2 separate regions of the Homo sapiens genome follow, and region 1 is linked to region 2. The links are chromatin loops, found by intact Hi-C in ENCODE. Cell type or tissue: PC-9. All regions are shown on one strand. Links, peaks and the distances in the headings refer to the core of each region. The heading gives the core; the rest is flanking DNA.

What was found. A loop is a pair of places that touch in the nucleus more often than their neighbours do. Peaks named below come from ENCODE experiments on the same cell type or tissue, not always from the same donor. Only the 100,000 strongest peaks of a DNase experiment are listed, where the experiment ranks them.
Region 1: it touches region 2 in a loop (9-fold over the local background); 9 of 110 quality-filtered maps call a loop at or near these places.

Annotation. Positions count from the first base shown.
Region 1 is chr4:37,525,251-37,533,150 of GRCh38, reverse strand. All of the region lies in intron 1 of PGCKA1 (PDCD10 and GCKIII kinases associated 1), which reads right to left. Among named protein-coding and RNA genes, the nearest start is that of PGCKA1, 75 kb to the right of the region's middle. In PC-9, for the core only: a CTCF peak has its summit at 4,897; a DNase peak (open chromatin) is centred at 4,810.
Region 2 is chr4:37,449,336-37,457,235 of GRCh38, reverse strand. It overlaps PGCKA1 (PDCD10 and GCKIII kinases associated 1), which reads right to left and starts at 3,311. Exons shown (of 4, transcript NM_001104629.2): 1 at 3,196-3,311. LOC124900691 (a long non-coding RNA gene) reads left to right here. Exons shown (of 3, transcript XR_007058098.1): 1 at 1-600; 2 at 1,646-1,756; 3 at 2,142-2,919. NWD2 (NACHT and WD repeat domain containing 2) reads right to left here. Exons shown (of 7, transcript NM_001144990.2): 7 at 7,773-7,900. In PC-9, for the core only: CTCF peaks have their summits at 3,898 and 4,110; DNase peaks (open chromatin) are centred at 3,355 and 4,085; H3K4me3 peaks cover 1,812 bases.

The DNA of each region.
Region 1 (7,900 bases), core at 1,825-6,824, 76 kb before region 2:
ATAATTATACATATTTTATTAATGTTTTAATTTTTAAATTTCTATTTTTCCATAAGCTATTGGGTGTACAGGTGGTATCTGGTTACATACCAGATGATTTGTGAGATTTTTGGTGCACCCATCATCAAAGCAGTACACACTGCACCACATTTGTAGTCTTTTATCCCTCGCCCCCCTCCCACTGTTCCCCCCAAGTCCCCAAAGTCCAGGAGATGGATTCTATAATCTTCTTTAGCAAAACATAGTACATACACACACTACAAAAATGCATGACATTTCATAGAAGCTTATCTTCAACTTGCTTTTGGGTAGTTTGAAGACTTCTTGACAGTATTCACTCCTGCTAGTGGACGAATGGGAAAAATATTAAAAGCAGTCAGCATACTTTTTAGCTTCTCTTTTTAAACAACAGGATTAAAAGCTATGTTCCTATTCCAACTGTGTTCAAAATGGTGCCTTTGTTTTGGGGAAGGTATGATTTTACTCTGTGGTTCTGGCAGGTGCAAAGTTTGCAGACCAGTTATACCTTACAGCTAGTGGTCTGGCAAATGTTTTACAACTGGTTCTATGGAAAAAAAATGCTTACTGTAAATAAAGGATGTGTACCACATAGTTTACAAATAATAGTATTTTTAAAAATAATAAATTCCATTTAGAGGACTGATTTCACAGAATGCTTTCAATGAGTTCTGCCAGCCTTTTCTATCCATAGTTAACCTATAGTTTCAACTGATGAGCAGGTATAGTTCCCACATGAATGCTGGTTCACATTTTTGTTTAACAATTTAGAAGAAAGTGAAACAAAGAACATATATGTTGGAATTACACTCATTTGTTAATGACATGAGCAAATTCTTTGGTGAATCAGATAATAGCTTTTGAATATTGGAAGAAAAATTTCCTTTTTCCCATGTAGCAGCTGTAGACTTAACACACTTTTAAGTTTAATTTGCATTAATAATTTCTTCATTCTTAATTGTAGACAAGCAACAAAATGATAAATCAAGCATTGATTTATCATATTTGCTGATTTCCATGGTGTAAATGCTCCTGCCATAGCTAATTTCAAGCTAGCAATGTTAAGTCACTGAACATAAAGTTGGAAAGGATGTATGGTAGCACCCCATTACATAGTATTTCCACAACACAGATATAATAGATGTCAATTACCTCCAAAGCATGGACAATAGTAAAATATTTAGGAAGTGACGAGTGTTGAGTATTTCTTTACTTCATTCTTTTTTTTTTTTTTTTTTTTTGAGACAGATTCTAGCTCTTTCGCCCAGGCTGGACTGCAGTGGCGCTATCTTGGCTCACTGCAAGCTCTGCCTCCCGGGTTCACGTCATTCTCCTGCCTCAGCCTCCCGAGTAGCTGGGATTACAGGCACCCACCACCACGCCCGGCTAATTTTTTGTATTTTTAGTAGAGATGGGGTTTCACCATGTTAGCCAGGATGGTCTCGATCTCCTGACCTCGTGATCCGCCCGCCTCGGCCTCCCAAAGTGCTGGGATTACAGGCGTGAGCCACCATGCCCGACCTACTTCATCCTTAATATGATTTATTTAATTATACTTTAATATATTTTAATTTTTAATATTATAAAAATCTCACAAAATTTCTGAAATTCCAAAATCCTGCAGCCAGTCCTGGCTGGCTCTGACAAAAGCTTTCTGGGTTCTGAGCTTGAAGGGCAAATGCATTTCCCAGACAATTTTCTCTCAGCCACATACCACTAACCTCCAATTAACAGTGACTCTAAGGCCCAAGTTCCCCTGCTATGAGTTAATCAGTCCAAAGGGTATGGGATGTCTGGTATGAAGTTTCCAGCGAGTACTAACATTTAGTCATAAGCATGTGGGAAAAAAATGTCTTTACCATAGTCATGTGACTTTGAGGCAATCCTCAGTTTCCTTACCTGAGAAGGAAGGATGTAGAAGGGGAAGAATGTGGTTCTGAGGGATGCTATAAGGATTACAGACAACGCATATAAAGTTCCTAGGATAACGCCTCAGATAAAGTAGATGTCAATAATTCAATGTTTATCATTAAGACAGTAACAGGTCACTGTAAAGATTTCATTTCTGGACACATATATGTCAGTCAGGTGAGCTACTTCCTTTCCTTTAACAGAGAAACAGTTTTTTTTTCCCTTTTCTTTGCTTTTGAGACAGAGTCTCGTTCTGTCGCCCAGGCTGGAGTGCAGTGGCACTCTCTCGGCTCACTGCAACCTCTGCCTCCCGGGTTCAAACCATTCCCCTGCCTTGGCCTCCCAAGTAGCTGAGATTACAGGTGCCCACCACCACACCACACCCGGCTAATTTTTTGTATTTTTAGTGGAGACGGGGGGCTTCATCACGTTGGCCAGGCTGGTTTTGAACTCCTGACCTCAAGTGAACCGCCCGCTTAGGTCTCCCAAAGTGCTGGGCTTACAGGCGTGAGCCACCGTATCTGACCTGAGAAATAATTTTCAAACGTGACTGACAGATGAGTGGGTTTGAGAAAAGCCCAGTGGCAATCATTCTTCTTTGAGTATTACCTGGCTCCCAAGCATTTTTTTTTTTTTTTTTTTTTTTTTGAGACATAGTTTCACTTTGTCATCCAGGCTGGAGTGCAGGGGCATGATCTCAGCTCACTGCAACCTCTGTCTTCTGGGTTCAAGCGATTCTTGTGCCTCAGCCTCACAAGTACCTGGAACTACAGGCGTGCGCCACCATGCATGGCTCATTTTTATATTCTTTTGGTAGAGACAGGGTTTCACCATGTTGGCCAGGCTGGTCACGAACTCCTGACCTCAAATGATTCACCGGCCTTGGCCTCCCAAAGTCCTGAGATTACAGGTGTGAGCCACCATGCCCAGCCGGCATTGCTATTTTCACCTCTTCTTGGAAAAACAACAACAAAAAAGTGAAGATAAATTTATAATAGAAAAGATCCAATGGGTAAATTCCAACAGTAAATGTTAGGAATCACAGGTTGTCTATTACGTGCTAGAAGTTAGGAAGACTCAGATGCCTTCTGTGTAATTAGCATGGGTAACAGATGCATCCTGTTTAGATGGAAGATAAAAAGTTTTAAAGAGTTTTTAGAACATTTATCATTACTTTTGGGATTCCAGGCCTTTTTTGATCCTTTACCTACCCCACTTCTTTTTTTAAAGCAGACATTTAAAGAACAAAGCAAAACAATGCAAATACAAAAAGGCTTACATTATTTTTTAATATGTAAAATCGAGATAATAATACCTATCTTATAGGTTTGTTGTCTTAAAGGAACTAAAGGATTTAGTCCAGGAATGTGTCTAGCACACTGCCTGGGGTGAACACTGAATGACAGCATTGGAGGTAGCACGGTACTTTCTTCCATCCTTTTAAATCAACTCAAGGTTGGGGAAGGGGGCGGCTACAGACGAAAACACCGATGAAAGAGCCAGCTTCCCCCATCTTCTATGGGAGCAGGTAGCAGGCTGAACTAATTTGATATTTTCCCCTCCGGAATAGAGTATGTTCTTCCAAGAATAAAAAGAACAGCCCACCTGTGATAGTCATTAACCAGATAAAATCTTGAGGAAGAGATTCTAAGTCTCCAATTATCCTTTTACATACATTTATTCTTTATTTTGGATTCTAGGGACACCAAGGGTTAATTGATAAGTCATAGGCAATTTCATCACATACTGAGTTGCAAGCACAGGTGGGATAATAGAGCCACTGGGAATTAGCCTAACCTTAAAATATAAGATATTTATAGCATCAATAGTACATAATCATATGATTGGGGAGAAAATACAAAGGAAGAAATACATACGAGTCTTAAAGCTAGAAATATTACAAGATTTACTAGCTTATAATTTGAAGTACCTAGATGTAGGATAAATATATTTATGCAATGTATTATTGAAGACAATTCAATATGTTTCCAGGGAAATTGCAGAATTTAGCCTAGAAACATTTTAAGGCATAAGGACTTTAGGTAACATATTGTTAAATTTAGCATAATTCCATTTAGAGATTTGAGTTCTAGCTGCTGTGTCATCATGCTTTATAAAACTTAAAGCTAGATTTCTGGCTGGAAAACATTCTAAATTGAAATAAAAGCACAAATATGATAAACCAAATATTGTTAAGTTGTTAAAGTTAAAATCTCTAACCATGAGTATTGAGCCAGATTACCTAAGTTGAATTTTCTGAAGTAATAGTATGGGTTTGTATATATGTACCAAGCTTAAGCCGGAACAAAGCAGGAATTTTTCTCTGGTGGTAGAATTTACATAATGTACACTAGGAGAACTGTTCATGAGAAAAGTTCCTTAAACTATAATGTTTTTAAATTTAAATACTCACTGCTATACAATTGTATGTGAATTTGGAAGGAATGCAAATTACATTTATGGGATCAGTCTTCCTACTTTAACCCTTGAACTCTTGCTACCGCAGACTATAGTGGGACGATTCCTGCCTAGGAGAACAATGCATCAATCAATATGGGTGTCCTCCTCTCTCTGGGCAATTGCAAAAGAGCTGGCTTTTTTTTTAGTTTTTAAAAAATTTTCAAGGATTTTTAAAACCCACCTAGTGCCAGGCGTTTGTCCTCATCAGACTTAAACTGAAGCTCTTCTGTTAGTTCTTCTTTCTTTACCCCAAAGAGGTGCCCCAAAGGCTTGTCATCCCAAGGCTAAAATCCCAACAGTGTCTTAGAACTTCACACAGTTATGCAATCATTAAAAGCAAAACTGAAAACACAGCCCTGGGCCTTCTTGGGTGAGATGCGGCTGCAGGTTGGCTCTGTGGCTCACAGCTATTGCTTAACAAAACCAAACAGTGAGCACTAGATGTCGTGATTACATATTAAATAGTAGGAGCTGGATACCTTTCCTTGCCGAGGATGTGAATGACAACACAAAATCCCTGAGTCAAAGCTCTTCAGGGTCAAATATTACAATACTTTTCAACTATTAGTATTCAAGCAGTACTCAGAATAAAAACAAGCCCAGTGCTAACTTCCTGCTCCTGGAGTTGGTGCTCGAAATAATTAAATTCAGTGGAAATGGACAAACTCAATTTAAAAAATTTTGAAATGAAGCCAGATATCAGTATTTATGTTTGTACGGTCACACTACAAAGACACATTCTGAGAAAGGCAACATTAGGTGATTTTGTCGTGTGAACATCACAGAGCGTACTACCCAAATCTAGATGGTGTAGCCTACCACACACCTAGACTGCCTGGTATAGCCTATTGCCCCTAGGATACACATCTGTATGGTGCGTTACTGTACTGAATACTTTAGGCAATTGTAACATAAAAGTATTTTTTTTTTTTTGAGACGGAGTCTTGCTCTGTCGCCAGGCTGGAGCGCAGTGGTGCGATCTCGGCTCACTGCAAGCTCCGCCTCCTGGGTTCCTGCCATTCTCCTGCCTCAGCCTCCCAAGTAGCTGGGACTACAGGCGCCCGCCACCACGCCCAGTTAATTTTTTTTTTTTTTTTGTATTTTTTAGTAGAGACGGGGTTTCACTGTGTTAGCCAGGATGGTCTCAATCTCCTGACCTCATGATCTGCCCACCTCGGCCTCCCAAAGTGCTGGGATTACAGGCGTGAGCCACAATGCCCGGCTCATAAAAGTATTTATGTATCTAAACATAAATAGAGAAAAGGTACAGTAAAAATGCGGTATAAAAGTTAAGAGATGGTTCACCTAGATAGGGCACTTACCATGAATGGAGCTTACAGGACTGAAGTTGCTCTGGGTGAGTCAGTGAGTGAGTTTGAGTGAATATGAAGCCTAGGCTATTACTGGACACTACTGGAGACTTCATAAACACTGCACACTTAGACTACATTTATTTTAAAATATTTTTCTTTCTTTGATAGCAAATTAACCTTAGCTGACTGTAACTTTTTTACTTTATAAACTTTTTAATTACTAAAACGTTTTGACTCTTTCGTAGTAACACTTAGCTTAAAACACAAATACATTGTGTGGCTGTATAAAATGATTTTCTTTCTTTATAGTCTTATTATATATACTTTTTCCTTTTTTAATTAATTTTTTTTAATTAAAAAAACCTTTTTGTTAAAAGGTAAGACATAAACTCACACATTAGCTTAGGCCTACGCACGGCCAGGATTGTCAGTATCACTGTCCCACCTCCACATCTTGTCCTATTGGAAGGTTTTCAGGTTCAATAACATGCATGGAGCTATCATCTTGTATGATAACAATGTCTTCTTCTGGAATACCTCCTGAAGGACCTGCCTGAGGCTGTTTTACAATCAACTTTTTTTTTAAATAAGTGGAAGATGTACTCTCTCAAATAATAAAAAGTATAGCATAGTAAATACATAAACTTGTAACACAGACATTTATGATCATTGTCAAGTATGTACTATACATGATTGTATGTGCTATACTCTTATAAGACCAGAAGTGCGGCAGGTATGTTTACAACAGCATCATCACAAACACGTGAGTAAGGTGGTGTGCTATGATGTCACTAGGCAGTAGTAATTTCTCAGCTCCAGTATAATTTTATGAGATCCCTGTCACATATACAGTCCATAGCTGACCAAAACATCGTTATGAGGTGCATGATTGTTTATTATGGTTCATACTTTATGCTTATCCCAATGAAGTTTAATAATTGTTAGAACAAAGCTGTGAATTGATATGAGAAAATCTACACAAAATATACCATTTCCATCACTCAAGTCAGTCAGGCAATTTCTTAAGGTTTGTAGTCCACTGAGGTACTTTAGAATCTCAAAGCAACTATAGAATCCTACGGGCCAAGTGTTTGTAAGGTATTACTATGAATTTTAATAATTAAAAATGATTGATTCTAGACCTATATGTATCTAGCACTGTGCTAGCTATTGTAGAAGAATAAACAGTATATAACTCTCTCTTTCCAAGAATTTCATAATCTGATTAAGAAGCCAAATCCAACACACGAAGCAATTAGATAACTAAAGCACAAAACAAGATGGTGCTGAATTCTAGTGCGATAGTAATTCAGTCTTCAGCTGAGCTCCCGCTACATCTAGTGTCTGGGCTAAGGATTTGCTTGTGTCCTTTGCTTTGACATGTATAATTTACTACATCATAAACAGTATGATACAAATGTAGATTTTTGTTTATTAAACCCTTGGGGTAGTCAGAAATATACACTTTAGGAGTGAACAGCTAGTATCTAATCAGGAAGGTCAGACATAGTACTGGTTAATAAATGCAACTCCACTGTCCATTGATTAAGATATGAATTAATGAATGGCAGAAATGAGTTTTCATTGATGAAATTAATGGCTTATTGATCAGAAAAATAAATTCTAAAAACAGACACTACTTATGAGATTCAAGGTATAAATAGGCTTCCCTGACCCTGTATGAACAGGGAATAGTCATCGAGTGAAGCCTTTGGTGTGCTGCCTGAGGCTGGATTGGTCCTGTATCCTGCTGGTGGATTATATGATTTCTGGTGCCTGATGCTGAATTTAAGGGTAGTAGAATCCTATTGGGGAATATAGTTAAGCTGACTGCAATATATTTTCTGCAGAGTGGTGGTAGAAGAACCTAAAAGAATAAAGACTTGAGACTTCATGAATGTTTACAGAACGGACTGATGAATTGCTTAGGGCCTCCTTGCTAATACAGTTTAAAAGTATGTGTGTGGAGAATTTAGTCTGAAACTTGCTTTCATTATATCCTGGCAGGGACTACGTTGGAGAGTGGCTAATTCTCACCCACCTCATGCTTCCCTGTAGCTACTGTTATCTACACTTGATCCAATTTAGTTTGATTTTTAAATGGTGTAAAGACCTATTTTGAAGTTAAGTGCAATTTTGGCCCTCACACATTGGCTATGTAGCTGACTGTAAATCCTTTAGGTTCAATTTTTCCACAC
Region 2 (7,900 bases), core at 1,976-6,975:
AGGAGTTAAGCTAAATCAGAGAATGTGTATATAATATGAGGGCAACAGTTTACTTCAGCTTTGCCTTCAGATGTAGATATTTAAGTCTGTAGAAAGAAGCACTAGGTTGTTGAAAATGTGAAATATAATTGGCTATTTATCAGAAACCTTTTTCTGTGATTAAAAACCATGAGGAGCTCTAGAGGAACTAGAATCCACATGAACATTGCAATGAAATGTGGCTTACATTTATCTACCTAGAGAAAATGTATTTTGAAATGACATGTAAATTGACGTCAGAGATTCAAGTCAATTAATGGGTTCTTACAGTTAAAATCTTAAATACCAGTGCTTCTTTAACTATCTTTCGAATCAGTTCACTTCTCTCTCTCCTCTAATTTAAATTTTTGCCGCAGCTGCCTTTGGTCTTGGTTGTATCTTTCCTGTTTCATTCTCATTGCAGCCTGCATGAACTCTCTAAAATAGAGATCTGCTGTGCTTAAGATCCTTCAATGGTTTCTCCCAAGATATTGGGATCTCTGAAGACAAGGACTGTGTCCCCAGAAACTCATCGACTCTCTGGTGTCTCTGGGTCTACGCACATGATGTCTCCAAGGCCAGGTCAGGGTTTTATTAAATTTTGTAGAACCACTTGTACACTGAACAGAACAGAGTTCAGCACTTCTGATAAAGTTTGAGTGAGATACAATATTCCTTTTGTCATTTGTTAATATTCATTGCAGCTCTGGAACATCTTTTCTACAATGCCTGACAACACTGAGTCAGAGTTTTAATTTTCTGTTTCAGGACACGTATTCATTGGCTTGGTGTTTTACGTATGTTTTAGGAAAGGATTATTTGATAATCTACAGTCCTGAAGATTTTAACTAACCTCTGTGGGACTATGATATTCTCGGGTGAAAAGGGTACAAGTAGATGAGCGATTTCATTTTCAGTTTATTCTCTTAAATAGCAGTCAGAGTAAGAAAGGCTACAACTGGAGACACAGGATGGCTCAATGGTTAAGAGCAGGCACTCGAGAAAGACTACATCTGACCTGCACATAGGTGAAGACTCCAAGTCGGCTTCCCCTAGGATGACCCCTTTAACTCAACTCTTTTCTACACACCTACAAAGTCTCTCTGTAAGCATGTAATCTAATGACCAAAAAGAATGACCAAAAAGAAAATCTGCCTAATGACCAAGAAAGAAAAGCAGGACATAGGTACTAGTTACTATTTAACCAAGACTGTAAAAGATCCCAAGATTCAGGGTTACCAGAAAAATTGTGTAACTAGGGGAATGTGAAACACAGTCTAGGGAGAGGAAACCTAGCTACTGGAAGGCTGGTATTCAATTATTTGGAAACTGGCGTCTATTCCAAGAAGCACCGTGAATGGGCTTCCGGGCACCAAGAGCGGGCTGTTCTAGGAGGAAAGGGGCCGGCCCTACCTGTGCTCTGCCCTTGGGCTGCAAATGGATTCTGGCCGGAGCTTAGCCAGGTTGTATTTCCGGCTCAGAGAGGGTCTGGGTGGGACGTCAAGGGAATCATTCCATGTTTAGGATAATGGAACGTGTTGAGTTGGTATGCAAGGTTTTGTCTTCAATCCCAGATATCCAAAAAGCTCTTTGAAACACAGGAAAGATTGGCCCTATTTCTCTTTAGGTATCATTATTTATCTAAATCTCCGGAGCCATTGAGGACCAAGATCATACTTGCTGAATAAATGCACGGAGCAGGATCAGAGGATAGACACAGAATGGGCCAAGAAGAGAAGTAAGCCACACCTTCCCTTCCTGTCTCAGCATCTGTTCCATTTCTGCTCAGTGACCCAGGCAGCTTGCTGTTAGCTGACTCTTCACACTTTAGGGAAATACAAATAACTCCAGAACTTAACTTTACCTTTGAGCTTCAAATTGTTTCAATTATGTACCTTGTTTCAATTATCTGCCTCCTGACAGTGTTTCACAGCTGGGACCAGTAAGGTGGTCTATGATCTTTAACATCTGTCTTATCCTTCCTAAAATAGTATCAACTGAAGGATTAAATGGGGAAGGGGGAGGGGTAGGCAACAAATATAGACTCTATTATGTTTAAAAGCAGTAACCGCTTTCCATTTCTTTCTCATTCAACTCTCAAATGCTTCTCTTCTTTTCTCCAGATATTATTCCTCATAAGAGCTTGCTTGATTGCAACCACCAAGGACATCCACAAACCAGGGCAAGAAGGACCATCCGTAATTCTTTCCCATAAATAGTGACAGGAAGAAAATAAACGCCCTATTCTTCAATGATTTGAACCACCTCTGGAGCACAAACTTTCTCTAAATTCACAGGGCAAATATCCATCATGGGGCAGGTATCTATGCTGCCATGGAAAGTAACATAAAATGTACTAAGTCATCACAGGGAGTTTTAATTTTGTTTTTAAGGTCAATTGCCATGCTGGGGTAAAAAGCATTGATCCTTGCCTTTTATCACCGGAAAAATTCTTCACCAGTACTTTGTGAAAATCTCGCCTCATCAGGGCTGCCAAGGTCAATGCAACCTAAGTAACCAAGCTGGGAGATGCTTGCCTAATTATTAAATATTTAGCAAACAGTTTGTGACTATTTAACTGTTTGCACCTGGCACCCTCTTTTCACTACGTGAGGCCTCCTGGCACCCTGACCTCTTCCCCCACCCCTACCCACTGCCCAGGCCGCCAGCACCCCTGGGGGGCAAATACCGGGACCCAAGGGCATTTCAAAGAAACAGCAGAGGTCACATTCCATTTCCTTTTTATTAAAAAACATACTTAAAATGGGGGAGGAGGGCACAGATCTAAGGTAAAATCTCTTGCAGTTTTTTCAAGTTCGCATGCACCGTTGAAAGTTCATTAGTTAGGGATTTAAAAGCAAAAATGTTTCACACAACCAATTAAACGCCAAGCTTTACAAACGCCTTGGTCTTTGGTTTTGGGAATCTGTAAAAGTCCGCCTCCCCCCACCCGAGTTTTGCCCCTTTTAGAGCCCCTTTGTTGAATTACGTGACTTTTCCCGAAGTCATCAAACTTTGAATTGCGTCTCTAATTTTTTTTTTCAGGGCAAAAGCAAATCAAGAAATTAAACTTAAAAGTAGGCGACTCGGAGAGAAGTGGGGGAAAGCTCGCCCCAAAGCCAAGTTCCGCAGGACTAAAGCCCTCTTTGCGCGCGCGGGGCGGGGGATTGTCCCTACCTGGGGCCAGACGGCGGCGGCGGCGGCGGCGGCGGGGTCCCGGCGCCCATGGCTTCGCCGGCCTCGGGCAGCCGCGCCGGGAGACGCTAGCGGCTCCGCGCTGCCCTGAGCCCGCCGAGCTCGCAGCGGCCGCCCCAGCGCTGTCATTGGGCCCGCGCGTCACGTGGCCCGGGCTGCGGGTGAGCCTTCCCGACACGCGTAACCCTTTACCTGCACGCCCCGAGGATGCGGCGGGGCTAGGGCTCGAAACCCTGGAGTACGATGTCCGACATCCCCGGGGCCGGGGTGGCAGTCCCGGGCGCACTGAAGCAGAAAATCCACGCGCTTGTTGGCCTCTGAGCACAAACGACCGCGCCAACCGCCTGCCATCACGGGAAACTCCGGGGTGCTTACTCCAATGTTGCGCTGGAGAGAAGGGAGCTTCCTATGATCAAGGGACTGGAGTACGGGGATACACAAAACAAATGCACCCGCTGGCAAATAGTTGTGTACTCCCAAACCCCGAGAACTTGGCATTTTTCAGTTTCCTCCTTATTTCTGGCATTCGCCGCCTAGACCTGCTGTGAGTTCCATGGCCAGCCCTGTATGAGCTACATGGACCTAGAAACAGCGGGGGCGCCACCACCACGATAAAAACCAGGGAAGTTGCACACACTCGCCTGCACCCTAAAGGCCCCAGGGGGAGTTCAATGAACTCCTGGTTCCCCGTCCCCTCCTCACCCACTCCCCCTCCATCCCTTTCTTTTCCTGAGGTCTTAGGGCATTGGCCACAAGACTGCATCCAATCTACTGAGTTCCACATTCGTAGCTGTTACAATCCATATACCTAAGGCGGGTGGAGAACTGACTCTGCTTAAGGACTGGACATTCTTTTCACCTGTGCTCCAAAGCAAATGCTGAGCTTGCCAAAAAAAGTGTTAAGCAACTGCGCCACCTAGCTTACCCTCTTCTCTCTTCTTTTCAACTCATCCAGCAAGAGAATAAAATAGGATATTGGAGAGGCATCTGGACAGAGTATTATCTAAGGATGGACATAGTGTCCTTGGGTTTTCAATGTATCTACTTTAATGATGCCAGCCCCATTCACATGATATTTGCCAGGCTTTTGAGAATTTGAACACTCCATTTTTTGAATCCTTCTAATTTTGCAGTGCTGGGATTGCACGCTGTAAAGTGTTAGATTTTTGCAGGAAGTTATATGTGGTTTTACATCCTTTGTCACAATGAACGGCACTCATGTCCAACTTATAGTCGACACTTAATTGTCTACAGGATATTGATACATTTATCAAGTAGGTTATCTGTCGAAAAAGGGGTTGGTATTTGTATTGGGTTTCATTTTATTTATTTATTTATTATTATTTGAGACAGGGTCTGGCTGTTGCACACAGGCTGGAGTGTGATGCGATCTCAGCTTACTGCAACCTCCTCCTCTGGGGATCAAGGGATCCTCCCACCTCAGCCTCTGGAGTGCCTGGGGCTACAGGCTCATGCTACCATGCTCGGCTAATTTTTGTATTATTATTATTATTATTACTATTATTATTATTATTTTTGTGGAGACTAGGGTGGGGGTGGGCTCTCCTAAACTTGCCCAGGCTGGTCTTGAACTCCTGAGGTTAAGCAATCCGCTCGCCTCGGCCTCCCAAAGTGCTGGGATTGCAAGCTGAGCCACCGCGCGCCCCAGCCTGCCTTAGATTTTAAAGTGCAGTTCCTAGACTAATAGCATCGGCATAATCTGAGAGAATGTAGTAAAAATGCAAATTCTTGGGACCCACCCCAGACGTATTGATTCAGAAATAGTTGGGGAGGGAGGGTGAAGAAATCTGTGTTTTAGCAAGTGGTACCTACTCCAGTTTGCGAACCGTTGCTCTGAATATGCACAGGTAGCTGGCGAAGTTCCCCTCATCTATTAAATAGTAAGGGCTGGCATTCTATAAAGCTAGAGGTGCTGCTTTTATTTGTATCCCTAGATTACCAGTTTTATGTAATCTGTCATGTTGATACACTGAAACTGAACCCTCCATGTGTCCATACAACGTGTAATCTGTACTTCTTGCAGATCTCTTGGAATGCCAAATTGAGATCTGAGGGGCCCTTGTAAAACATATGGAAGAAAAACCTATGGTTTCTTGATGCACACCAGGGTGAAAACACCATGATTCACTTCATTTTTTAGGTGTGCCCATGTTTTCACTGACATGTAAATTGTTCCCAGCCAATGAGTCATGAAAGATAGGAAAGCTAATTTTTTTGAGTGGATTTATCAACATGGTTCCAAATTTGTGAAAGAGTTCTAAAAAACAAACAACATTAAAAACATTATGGTATCCGTTTATGTTATAGCCCAAAAAACTCCCCACACCATATTAGGCATTGCAGTAAGGGCTCCTTGCAATCCATTGCAATCTCCTTACTGAGAAAGAAAGAACTGAGTGGGTTTTTATTTGAGTTTTCTCCATGGGATAGATAGACTATTTCTAATGGGCTAGATGGATGTCTTACTTTTAAACTCTCTAGGTCCAAGTTTGTTTTGTGATTTTCCCCCACTTTCATCCCCTGTTCACTTTACATTTGTAATTCTATCTACTCAATTCCAATTGGAACTGGAATTATTTGAGTTTTCCCTCCCCTTCATCAAACACCTCTATCCATTAAGCCCTGAAATAAATCTTGAATTGCCCCTACTCTAAGCAGGTTCTAAGATCAGGTTCTAACACTTTCTAACTGAGATCATGGCCATGGTCTTTACTGGTCTCCCAGCTTCTGATCTTTTCCATCTGAAAGCCATCTGACAAAGTAACTGCCCTTCCCCAAAACTTTTTTTCCCAGCTCCCTGTTGAAACCAGCGCAATTTTCCAACAAGCCAAATGCCCATAGCACTGAAGCTTGAGAAACTTACACCTGCTGCCTGTTGACCAATTCCTCTTCCTTAACCCTCCCTAATTCCTGTTTTCCTATAGGAGGTTACAGTGAGATGCTAGACACCTGCTGCCTATTGAGCAACTCCTCTTCCTTGCCCTGCCTGTTTTCTCCCCCCATATAAACCCCAACTTTAGCCAGGGGAGATTCAGATTTGAGTCTTGTCTCCTGTCTCTGGCTGATATCACCCATAATAAAGCCTTCTTCCCTGACAATACTCATTGCCTTAGTGATTGGCTTTCTGTGTAGTGAGCAACAGGACCTAGGCTGGGCCCCTGGCTTTCAGTGACACTATTGACTACTGAATAAAGTCTAAAATCCCAACAGCATTTGAAGTCGCCTGAAATATGCTTCAATGCCCATTTTTGCTCATGCAGCTTCCTTTACCTGAAATGTCTCTCTGACATTGACAGCTAAGTCCTAATTATTCTTCTAGCCTCAGCTCTATCTCCTCTGGGTCAACCTTTTCGATATTCAGGTAGTGTTAATTGCTCCTCTGTAGTGTATCCTCAGCACCTGGCTCTCACTCTTACTAACTTTGAAATCAGTCTCATCTGGTTTAGCTGTGTCTCTTCTAGACTGTAGGGTTCTGGATGGCAGGAGTCATGCGTGACTTTTCAAATCATTCCAGGATCTAGCATAATGCCTTGGGCATAGCAAGCATACAGTGTTGACTGTTGTGTTCTTGGCTCTAGGAAAGAAGATATTTAAACAAACTCTATTTATTTGAAATGCTTTTTTGCAAATATTTATTAACTTCTCTACATTTTCTTTGAGAACTAAAAGGAGAGGGGTTTAGCCTTTTCAACCTAAAGATATTACCCTTTGTAAGTAATGGAATTGTTTTCAGTGGTGGTAAATTTTGAACACGTTAGTCTCAGCCATGTGATGCAGGCAATAAACCAGAATAATTTATTTTCGTAACACATTAAAGTTTCTCTGAGAACAATTATTTCATGACAACTAGATACTAGCTTTCAGATTATTTCCTATGTATCATCACTTAAGCTCACCAATACTCCTCTGTTTCTGTTTTTTAAAAATATTTTTTGGTGCGTGTGTGGATTCTCAGATCCAAGAGGCAAGAGATGGAAGAAAGGGCATGTGGGAAGGCTCCCCTTGGTCCTGCTCGTTCGCGCAAAGGGAATTTATGAGAGAGACAACTCCTCAGTCATCACCCTTCTTCTCCTTCCTCCCCATCCTTCTATTAATGAATTCATCAACTATTTCTGTATACCTGAAAAACGTGAGAGTTTGCAGCAAATTTCAGTGATCTTCAGAGCTAGCCCAGTCTCCCACCTGCAAGTTAGAAAACACCTTGCAGGTCATTATTGATCTCTAAGTGCCTACTAGATACTAAATGCTCTGTTTTGATGTACTTTGAGAAAGTTAAGGAAAAAGACACTGAGAGTGCACTGAAATCTTGTTCAGCTATTCTCCCTGGACCCGTTTCTAGGTTTCTTTACCTATACATTTGGAATGCTAACAGTACCTACTTCACAGGGCTGTTGTGAAGTTTAAATGGCTTAGTACATGCAAAGCTCCAAGTACAGTGCCTGGTGCAACATAAGCAGTAAGCATGAACAGTTATTATTATTACTGAAGGTCTCTAATCACATCTGCCAAAAATGGGGGAGAAAAACAGCACGCCAATCTAAGTAGTTTATCTTTTATTCATACAAATAATACATACACAAGACTGTATATTGTTTGAAGACTGAAATAATTTTCTAGTGTAACAACTCTGTAACAAAATTTAACTAAATGTAACATTTATGAAAAT